Linked DNA regions of Homo sapiens: region 1 is linked to region 2. Evidence: read pairs that join two places in POLR2A ChIA-PET (ENCODE). Cell type or tissue: MCF 10A. All regions are shown on one strand. Each heading gives the region's core, and the rest is flanking DNA. Links, peaks and the distances in the headings are about the cores only. Region 1 has its middle 5.9 kb from the start of LINC00862. Region 2 holds the start of LOC124900414 (a long non-coding RNA gene).

Region 1 (5,384 bases), core at 70-5,069, 100 kb before region 2:
TTGTTGTTGTTGTTTTTAAGTAGAGAAGTAGTCTCACCATGTTGCCCAGGCTGGTCTTGAACTCCTAGGCTCAAGTGATCCTCTCACTTTGGGCTCCCAAAGTGCTAGGATTATAGGCATGAGCCAACATGCCTGCTCTCTGCTCTTTCTTTATAGCACAGATCTCCATCTATGTTTCTTTACTTATTACTTGTCTCCATCAGCAGGGGCAGCATCTCTGTTTTATTCACAGCAGTATCCCTAATACCTGAAACAGTACCTGGCTCAGAGTAGGGTCACAAACACGCACACACACACACACACACACACACACACACACACACACACGGCTGAATTTGATGAGTGAATACACATGGCCCTATGGTGCCAAAGACTATTTACAAGTCTCAACACTGGTCTACAACCCAGCACTCTCCTGCTGCTATTCCCTGGGGAGAGGTTGGGACTGGGTTCCTCTCTAAGTATAGTATCCTCACTTGCAAGAGGGCAGCTGGGTGCTTAAACTGTATCAGCTCTAATCTTCACCACAATCCATTTTACCAGTTTGGAAACAGACAGGTTAAGTAAACTACTCAAGCTCAGCTAGAGTGACCCTCACCCTGTTTCTTATGAAGGGGTTTCCACAGTCAATAGAAAACTCTTCTACAGGCAGCTACAAAGATATGCATTGAAGTGACCACATAGCTTCATTATAAATCTCTTTACTGATTCTATGCCTTCATAGGGAAAAATGAGAATAACTACTTTTATAACAGACTAAATGAAAATTAATTTCAGAGAGTTTATAGAAAATGGCCAGGTGCAGTGCCTCAAGCCGGTAATCCCAGCACTTTGGGAAGCTGAGGCAGGTGGATCACTTCAGGTCAGGAGTTTGAGTCCAGCCTGGCCAATATGGTGAAACCCCATCTCTACTAAAAACACAAAATTTAGCTGGGCATGGTGGCATACGCCTGTAATCCCAGCTACTCAGGAGGCTGAGGCAGGAGAATCATTTGAACCCAGGAGTCAGAGGTTGCATGAGCCAAGATCGCGCCACTGCACTCCAGCTTGGGCAACAGAATGAGACTGCCTCAAAAAAATAAAAATACAAAATACAAAAAGAAAATGAATGTTATTTCCACTTTCATTTTTACTCCTCCCCTAACTGGCCTAAGTTTTTCTTACCAAATTGCCATTAGATTTTCAAAATGCTATGCTAAATAAAATACTGTTGGCCTTCATGTTTGAAAATGATGTTGCTGAGAGTGCTATTTTTTAAGCTAGAATTTTTACAGTCAGCAAATAAAGTAATGGTCGGTAAATTCAAGACCAGTTCCACAGAATAGATTGACTTCCTTTTAACCTGCTGGGCAAGAGTGAATGCTATTTTTTTTTCTATGTTTAACATATTCATGAGGAGCAGGGATAGAGTAAGTACATTCAAGCCACAGGTAGTCAAAATAATTTTTTGCCATTGGTTTTAATTATATATGCCATGATATCTTCTGGTAGAAATGACAAACTATAAAGATAGGTTTGTGCTTCACATCCTATTCTTTTCCATTGTTGCCTGACAGAAGCCCCAATGAATAGGGAAATTACATCCTTGGCTACAAAAATGGGCATGCAATTAGAATCATCCAACGGACAAAGAACCTAAAAAATTTTAGGGATTTTGGCACTCCTGTTTCCAATATCTTTGCTTCTTAGAAGGAAAAAACTCAAGTCAAGCAATTTGCTGCAAAGCACAGACACTGTGACACATTCAGCAAGGACCAAGGTGTCCTAATTTCCCTGCAATCAGTGTTTTCTTTTTTTTTTTTTTTTTTTTTTTTTTTTTTTTTTTTTTTTTTTGAGATGGAGTCTTGCTCTGTCACCCAGGCTGGAGTGCAATGGCATGTCTCAGCTCACTGCAAGCTCCGCCTCCTGGGTTCAAGCGATTCTCCTGCCTTAGCCTCCTGAGTGGCTGGGATTACAGGTGGATGCCACAACACCTGGCTAATTTTTGTAATTTTAGTAGAGACAGGGTTTCACCATGTTACCCAGGCTGGTCTTGAACTCCCGACCTCAGGTGATCCGCCTGCCTCAGCCTCCCAAAAGTGCTGGGATTACAGGCATGAGCCACTGCACCCGGCCCAGTGTGTTTTCTTCGGAAACCAATGATTATCCTCCAATTGGTCTGGAAGAGAGAGAGAATCTCCACAGAAAACCTGCATATAACTCTTCTGGCACTGTTCACAGTTAAGAATTGCAAATTACTTTACAAAATTACTTCTCTCAAAATACCCAGACACCTGGCCACAGACTGCCAACCTAATACTAAAATAGGCACCTTGATCAGCTCACGCTGTGACTTTAACCATTCAGCTGCATTTGACCACAGCGACAGATATCTTTGCCAAAAGAAATATGAAAAACTCTGGGAGCTGATTGCAAAATTGGGATTGGTCCAAACTTTTCCAAAGTGATGGCTCTGTTGTCTGGAATGTCTCACAGCCAGGACATTTTTCTCAACACGTCAGCTCTATATAATGAAAGCAATAAGAAGAAAATCAGATGTGCACAGAGCTTTTCTCTCTCTGCCTAATATGGGAATAATAATTAACTGTCCAAAAATGTAAGCACTGGCTCATGGCTGATGATTCACCTTTAAAGTTGTGCAAAGAAAAAGGCCAAACCTTTTGCAAAGCATGTATCAGTCATAAAAATGTCTACTTCCTTTGACACAGTAATCTTATTGCTGGAAACTGATCCTAAGAAATGATCCAAAAGAAAAGATGTTCACTACAAAATATGAATCAACCTAAATGCCCAATAATCAGAAAAATGTTAGCTATAGTACATGTTTCTAATGAAATACTATATTATCATTAAAAATAAATTATGAAGACTGTCACAATATACAGAAAATAGAGGATGATATTAAATTGAAAAGCAGAATACAGATGATATATGTGCATTATGAATATAACCATGTTCAAATATATTTGCACAGAGGAAAAATGGAATAGCAGTATTATGGGTGTTTTTTCTCTTTTTAACATTTTGTAATGTTGATCTACTGTTTTATATGTAGAGAGAGAAAGGGTCTCACTCTGTTGCCCTGGCTGGAGTGCAGTGGTGCAATTATAGTTCATTGCAGTCTCGAACACCTGGGCTCAAGCAATTCTCTCACCTCAGCCTCCTCAGTAGCTAGGACTACAGGTGCCAGCCATTGTGCCAGGCTTGTTTTAATCTTTTTTTAAGTTATGTACAATATTTCATATTCCTTTCTATACAATAAACCAGCACATAAATAATTTTTAAATTATCTAAAATAGCTAGCTCATTTCAAATATTTGTCCTTTAAAAATTATGAGCAGGACACTTGCCCAACATTTGACAACCAGCAGAATATCCATGCCAGTTTTGCTTCAACCCCTCTGACCACTCCAAAGTCAACATAGATTCACCTAAGCCCAGAATATAGTCGGATCAGAAAGGCACATGGCTCTGCCCCTGAAAAACTCCTGGCTCAGGCCCTCCCCTAAAGAAACCAGCCAGGTGGTTCCATGGGGATCTGGGTCCCGAGCCTCTACTACTATTTCCAGGGAAGACCTGGTTTGTGAAAACCTCTGGGTCTACTTCCTGCAGCCACCCTTGTGCTCTGGAAGGCAAGTAAGCCATTTCAATATGGACTTTGGATCCTGGACCCAAAGGTAGAAAAATACACAGCTATGAGGCCTTTGTTTTGATGTTTGTTTCTCAAAAATGGATTTTTTCACACCCAGTACATGTGGGGAGCAGCTGTTTTGTAGACAACCCTACAGATCTCCACAGAAAGATGAAGAGGTGGGGGCTGCCCCACTTGCTTCTGGTCTGCTACCAAGAAGAGTTAATCATCTCCCCAAATAGTGCAGGGAATGAGTTTTAACCTTGAATATACAGGCTTTGCGCTCACAGATACTGGTCATTAATGTTTATGCATGAAAGGTGACAGTTTTTGTTTGGTATACAGAGCATTGAAAAGGAAAAAGGAACTACTAATTTCTACAGGTTTCATTGTCTTGAGATCAAATATTCATAGCAACTCAGAAATCTGTCTAGAGAAATGTAGCTATTGCTAAGCTAATGCTTAGTAAACTCAAATAGACCCCATTTTATTACTGATATATATGAATTATATTGTTTCAAATGCATGCTTTTATCAATAATTCTTCAAAGGAAAAATTTTTAATTTTACAGAATCTTTTTTTTTAATCTATCAAGCTTTTTCTAAACCATCATACCTATGTTGCTCAAAAATTGTTGAGACCCGGGGTCAAGGAGACATTCACATTGGCTTTCAACGGAAAATGTGCTTCTCTACACTAAAATGGCCACTTAAGCAAGACTGTGGAAATGATTTATCTCACAATGTTTAAAGTTGGATCCTGACTCCAGCTATGTCATGACTGCACAATCAGTCAGAGACAAGTAGTTACACGCTCCTAAATAAAGAAGAGCACTCTAATGGCCAAATGAGTTGAGCATCTAACATACTAAAATTACCTTAATAAAAGTTAAATTACCCACATCCAAAAGAATACAAAAATCACTCGCAATAATAATGTTTAAGTGTTAAGAACAGCAGAACATAAAATAGATCTATTTACGTCACATAAATGTTATCTTCGCAAATTGGTGTTAAGCAGTGATATTAGCAGTATATAAGTCAGAAAGTAAGAAAGTAGTATATAAGTCAGAAAGTAGCAGTATATGAGTCAGAAAGAAAAAGAAAAGGAATCAAGCGGTATAACCAGAGGCTATCACATGAGAGCATAGATTGCTGTTTATTGTTCACTGTAGTATCCCCAGGACCTAGTAAGTTCTGAATAAATATTTGTTGAATGAATGAATGTATGAATAAAGGAACAGAGCTCATCAAAACAAAAACGCAATTTGTGTTGTAGAATTATAGGCCCATGCATACTTGCTTTAACAAGTCAGAAAAGAGACTTCCCAAAAATAACATGTTTGCTACTGACTATAATTTAAAATTGGGCGTTAAAATTTATGTATGGATCCTACATTAAAATATGGCCAAGATTTTTTTTTTTTTTTTTTTTTTTTTTTTTGAGACAGAGTCTCACTCTGTCGCCCAGCCTGGAATGCAGTGGCTCGCTCGACTCACTGCAACCTCCGCCTCCCGGGTTCAAGCGATTCTCCTGCCTCAGGCTCCCAAATAGCTGAGAATACAGGTATGCACCACTACGTCCGGCTAATTTTTGTATTTTTTAAGTAGAGACAGGGTTTCACCATGTTGGTCAGGCTGGTCTCGAACTCCTGACCTCGTGATCCGCCCACCTGGGCCTCCCAAAGTGTTGGGATTACAGGCGTGACCCACCGTGCCCGGCTGGCCGAGATATTAATAGAAGCAATTGGGA
Region 2 (5,384 bases), core at 129-5,128:
GAAAACCTATTACAAGCAACAATGGAAGAAAATTGATTGAAACTGTGCCTACCTTCCCTAACACTCTCCACCTTCATCTGAGGTTTGTGATCCACAGACTCAAGCCATCATGGACCACGTCTTCATAGTCCCACACTATTGTCTGCATGATTTATACAAATGCAAAGCCTACCATTACTTAAATGGTAAAAGAAATACAGGAAGCAGAGACTGTGCTATATCAAAATGTATCTTTCTCTACTACCACTGTTTTGCTTCGTGCTGTGCAGAACTGCCACTAAGCATTTTCATAGTCGAGAGAGCCAGAGACACAGAAAGAGAGAAATTATGGTCAAATTATGGCACCATACCATTAACGTACGAGAGATTGGTGCCGCTAGTGTATGATTACTGCTTTTAATATGATTTTCGCTTTCTATCTTGTAAAATACTGTGAATTTACTGCTGAGCCTGTGTACTGCTACTCTCCCAAAGAGAAAATTACTTCTTCCAGAGGATCTGCTTGCACAAGCGTAAAATCTTTGCAGCTCTCTGAGCAGCAAGAGAACCACATCAGACTTGATATGCTGATTTGGCTCTTTTGAGTTACCTGTTCCAGAGAATTTTGGGCAAGGATTTTTCCAAGATGTCATTTTCTTTATATGTTATTTTCTTTATATTTGTATCCATTCACATCATCAAGTGTCTTATTGAGTACCTCCTAATTGCAAATGATCTTAGTGGCTGCTGTGAGAGACACATGGATTCTAATACAGGGTGCTTGGTTTAGAGAGACTTGTAAGCACCAACTGATATCGAGGGGGAAAACAAGCAGAGGGAACAGGAAGTGCAAAGGCCCTCAGGAAGAAATGAGCAAGGCCAACAGGGCTGGGAAGATGAAGGTAGAGGAGATGAGAATAAAGAGGTGGGTAGGGGTGCGGTCTTGTAACATTTGAGGAGCTGAATTATATTCTAAATGTGATAAGAAGCCATTTGAAAGCTTTGAGCAAGAGAATAAGGGCATCTGATTTTTTTTTTTATCCCTCTAGCTATGAGAATAGGCTATAGGGGACTAAAAGCAGAAGCGAGTAGGCCAGTTAGTAGGACGCAACTGCAGACATTTAGGCTGGAGAAGACAGTGACTTGGACGAGGGTGGTGGTGTGAAGGTCACTGAGGTGTGTGGAGACTGGAAGGCACAGAGTCAGAGGACTTGTCTTCTAACTCCATGATACTGCTCCAGATGATGAACAGGCACTCAGAAGGAACCCAATAAACATGTCTTCCTGAATGTATGGCTGAATGAAGAGTACCGACCCCCTCACTTATAAGTAGGAGCTAAGTTATGAGTATAAAAAGGCGTAAGAATGAGATAATGGGCTTTGGGGATTCAGGGGGAAAGGGGTGAGGGAGGTGAGGAATAAAAAACAACACACTGGGTACAGCATATACTGCTCAGGTGACAGGTGCAGCAAAATCTCAGAAATCACCACTAAAGAACTGATCCATGGAACAAAAAAATCACCTGTTCCCCAAAAACTATTGAAAATTAAAAAAAAAAATTAAGCAACCGAATAGGAATGCTCCACTGATTGTAGATATTTTCTTTCTTTCTTTCTTTTTTTTTTTTTTTTTTGAGATGGAGTTTCACTCTTGTCGCCCAGATTGGAATGCAGGGGCACGATCTCAGCTCACCACAACCTTCGCCTCCCAGGTTCAAGCGATTCTCCTGCCTCAGCCTCCCGAGTAGCTGGGATTACAGGCATGTGCCACTACGTCTGGCTAATTTTGTATTAGTAGAGATGGGGTTTCTCCATGTTGGTCAGGCTGGTGTCGAACTCCCGACCTCAGGTGATCCGCCCACCTCGGCCTCCCAAAAGTGCTGGGATTACAGGCACGAGCCACCGCGCACGGCCTTTTTTTTTTTTTTTTTTTTTTTTTTTTTTTTTTTTTTTGAGTTGGAGTTTCGATCTTGTTGCCCAGGCTGAAGTGCAATGGCGCGATCTCAGCTAACGGCAGCCTCCGCCTCCTGGGTTCAAGCAATTATCCAGCCTCAGCTTCCCGAGCAGCTAGGATTACAGGCACCTGCCACCACACCCAGCTAAAAAAAATTTTTTTAAGAGACGTGGTCTCGCTATGTTGCCCAGGTTGGTCTCAAACTCCTAGGCTCAAGCGATCCGCCCACCTCAGCCTCCAAAGTGCTGGGATTACAGCCATGAGCCACCGCGCCCAGCCTCTGTTTGTAGATATTTTAATTAGAGAAAAATATAAAATTTCAAGCCCATCAACCAGTTCTGCTCTATAATAATCAAAAACTATCTTTGCAATAAAAAAAGTTATAAAAAAAAAAGTACTTACCCCTAGAATCACTCTCAAATGTAAGATCAGGGAACTCCCTCTAGACTCAAGGGTGCCTGAGAGGCCACGTGGTTTTTAGACTCTCCTGGTTCAGCTTCACCACCTGATGCTCTTCCCTTCCACCTAGAGCTTTTCGCAGCCCACAAAAGATGTGCTCCATGATTCCAAAACAGAAAGGCTTCTGGTTAGGAGAGAACACTAAGGCAGCAAAGTAAGCCCTCAATCAAAATCCCTCATTCACTAGCACTCTTTAGAAGTAGAAATCATTGGGACGCCCAAATGCTTCTGAAAAAGTTCTGTGGTGCATCCAAAGATCATCCCAGTAGTTTGTTTGCCTTAAAAGTATTTGTTAAAACATAAAAACTGTATGTCTACGTAAGTGATTTTCAATCCTAGCTGCATATTAAAAATCCCTGAAGAGCCTTTAGAATAGGCCAGCCTTCAGGCTCCACCCCATTCCAAGTCCATCAGAATCTCTGGCATGAGGTCCTGGCATCGGTAGTATTTAAAAGCTCCCAGGTGATTCTTATGTGCGTCAGGGTGGAGGGGCACTGCTGTATGTGAAGTGAGTCATTTTCCTATCTGCCCTTCACCGCAGGACATGAGTAATCCTGTGAACCAGCCACAGCTGATGACAGTGTTCAGCATTCTACATGGAGCTCAAATCCCCCAACCCCTCCTTTTAAGCGCTTGAAAGAATTGCTCAGAAAACTTATACTACAAATATATTTTAAAATTTAGGGCTTAGGAGTGGACTGCCCCCAGTAGCTCAACGTTTTATTACTCCTGCCTTAGTCACCCATTTCTTCTTTCTCTCTGCCTTGCTCTTTCTCTTCTCCTCCCCCTGCTGTCCCTCCCACTCTCTTCCATCAACCTGCCCTTAGCACTGTAGGCAGGCTGCCCACCTGGAGGCTCCAGGCTGCAGAGATCAGCCCTTAGGAGAAGGTCTGGATAAAAAGTGGAACTTGTGGAAAGGGCATATCATTTATAAAATTTCTTGCTTTACTGCAAAAATGTGTGCTTCACTGCTTTGGAAAACAGTCTGGCAGTTCTTCAAAAGGTAAAACATGGAGCCAGGCATGGTGGCTTACGCCTACGATCCCAGCACTTTGGAAGGCTGAGGCAAGGGATTGCTTGGGAGTTGGGAGTTGCAGTGAGCTATGAGTTTGGGTGCAGTGGGTACAACGTATGCCTGCTCGGGGAACAGGTGCACTAAAACATCAGAAATCATCGCTAAAGAACATACCCACACAACAAAAAAATCACCTGCTCCCCAAAAACAATTGAAAACATAAAATAAAAAATATAGCAACCCAATAGGTATACTCCACTGATTGTTTGTAGATATTTTGTTTTTGTTTTTGTTTTTGTTTTTTTGAGATGGAGTCTCCCTCTGTCATCCAGGCTGGAGTGCAGTGGCATGATCTCGGCTCACTGCAACCTCTGCCTCCCAGGTTCAAGCGATTCTCCTGCCTCAGACTCCAGAATAGTTGGGACTACAGGCACGTGCCAACACGCCCGGCTAATTTTGTATTTTTAATAGAGACAGGGTTTCACCGTATTGGCCAAGCTGGTCTCAAAGTCCTAACCTCAAGTGATCCATCCACCTCTGCCTCCCAGGGCACCCAGCCTCTTTTTTTTGTTTGTTTGTTTTTTTAGAAACGTGGTCTGTCTATGTTGCCCAGGGTAGGTCTCCAAGTCCTGGGCTGAAGCAATCTGCCCACCTCCACCTCCCAAAGTGCTGGAATTAGGGAGGGAGTTTGAGGTTGCAGTGAGCTATGATTACATACTGCACTCCAACCTGGGTGACAAAGCAAGGCTCTGTCTCAAACAAAAATAAAGAAAAGAAAAGGTGAAACATGGAGGTATCATATGGTCCAGCAACTCTACTCCTTGATATATACCCAAGCTAAATAAAAACATATATCCACACAGAAATGTATACACCAATGTGCATAGCAGCATTATTCATAATATTCAAAAAGTGAAAACAATTCAAATGCTCATCAACTGATAACTGGATAAACAAAATGTGGTATATCCACACACTGGAATATTATTCATTGATAAAAAGCAACGAAGTACTGATACATGCTACAACTTGGATGAAACTTATAAAAATTATGCTAAGTGGGCCAGGCACAGTGGCTCACGCCTGTAATCCCAGCACTTTGGGAGGCCAAAGCAGGTAGATCACCAGGTCAGGAATTCAAGACCAGACTGGCCAACATAGTGAAACCCTGTCTCTATTAAAAATACAAAAAATTAGCTGAATGTGGTGGTGGGAACCTGTAATCCCAGCTACTCGGGAGGCTGAGGCAGGAGAATCACTCGAACCCAGGAGTGGGAGGTTGCAGTGAGCTGAGATCGCACCACTGCACTCCAGCCCGGGCAACAGTGTGAGACTCCATCTAAAAAACAAAAAAAAATTATGCTAAGTGAAAGAAGTCAGTCATAAAAGTTGACATATTGCTGAGCGTATGGTGTGCACCTGCAGTCCCAGCAACTTGGGAGGTGGAGGTGAGAGGTTCACTTGAGCCCTGGAGTTCCAGGTTGCAGTGCACTATGATTGTACCACTGCACTCCAGTCGGGGTGGCCAAGAAAGACCTTGCCTCAAAAAAAAAAAAAAAAAAGAAGTTGACAAATTCTATAATTCTACTTCTATAAAATGTCCAGAATAGGTAAATCTATAGAGACAGAAAGGAAATTAGTGATGGCCAGAGGCTGAGGGTAGAGAAGAATGGGGAGTGATTACTAATGGGTACAGTTCATTTGGGGTGATAAAAATGTTCTAAAATTGATTGGAGTGATGGTTGTACAACTAAAATACACCAAATACCATCAAACTGTACATTTTTAAGTGGACAGATTATATGGTAAGTGCGTTATATCTTACTAAAGCTGTTAAAAATAAAATATGTATTTCAACAGCAGAAAACTGTGAATGCTGAAATGATCGTATTTTTAAAAAATCATCCAGTCTCTAAAAGAGTGTGTTGACTGGACGATTATAGTCATAGCAGTAGGCATTATAACACAAAGAGATAT

What was found. ChIA-PET counts read pairs that join two places held together with the same protein. Peaks named below come from ENCODE experiments on the same cell type or tissue, not always from the same donor. Only the 100,000 strongest peaks of a DNase experiment are listed, where the experiment ranks them.
Region 1: POLR2A ChIA-PET joins it to region 2 with 24 read pairs; 12 of 35 experiments call an interaction of 5 or more read pairs at or near these places.

Annotation. Positions count from the first base shown.
Region 1 is chr1:200,377,035-200,382,418 of GRCh38, forward strand. No RefSeq gene overlaps it. Among named protein-coding and RNA genes, the nearest start is that of LINC00862, 5.9 kb to the left of the region's middle. RefSeq lists an enhancer at 3,738-3,787. In MCF 10A, for the core only: no CTCF peak of the experiment used is centred there; DNase peaks (open chromatin) are centred at 2,497 and 4,417.
Region 2 is chr1:200,480,767-200,486,150 of GRCh38, forward strand. LOC124900414 (a long non-coding RNA gene) reads right to left here and starts at 2,740. Exons shown (of 3, transcript XR_007066784.1): 1 at 2,336-2,740. It overlaps LOC124904480 (a long non-coding RNA gene), which reads left to right. Exons shown (of 2, transcript XR_007066783.1): 2 at 1-1,280. In MCF 10A, for the core only: no CTCF peak of the experiment used is centred there; a DNase peak (open chromatin) is centred at 2,885.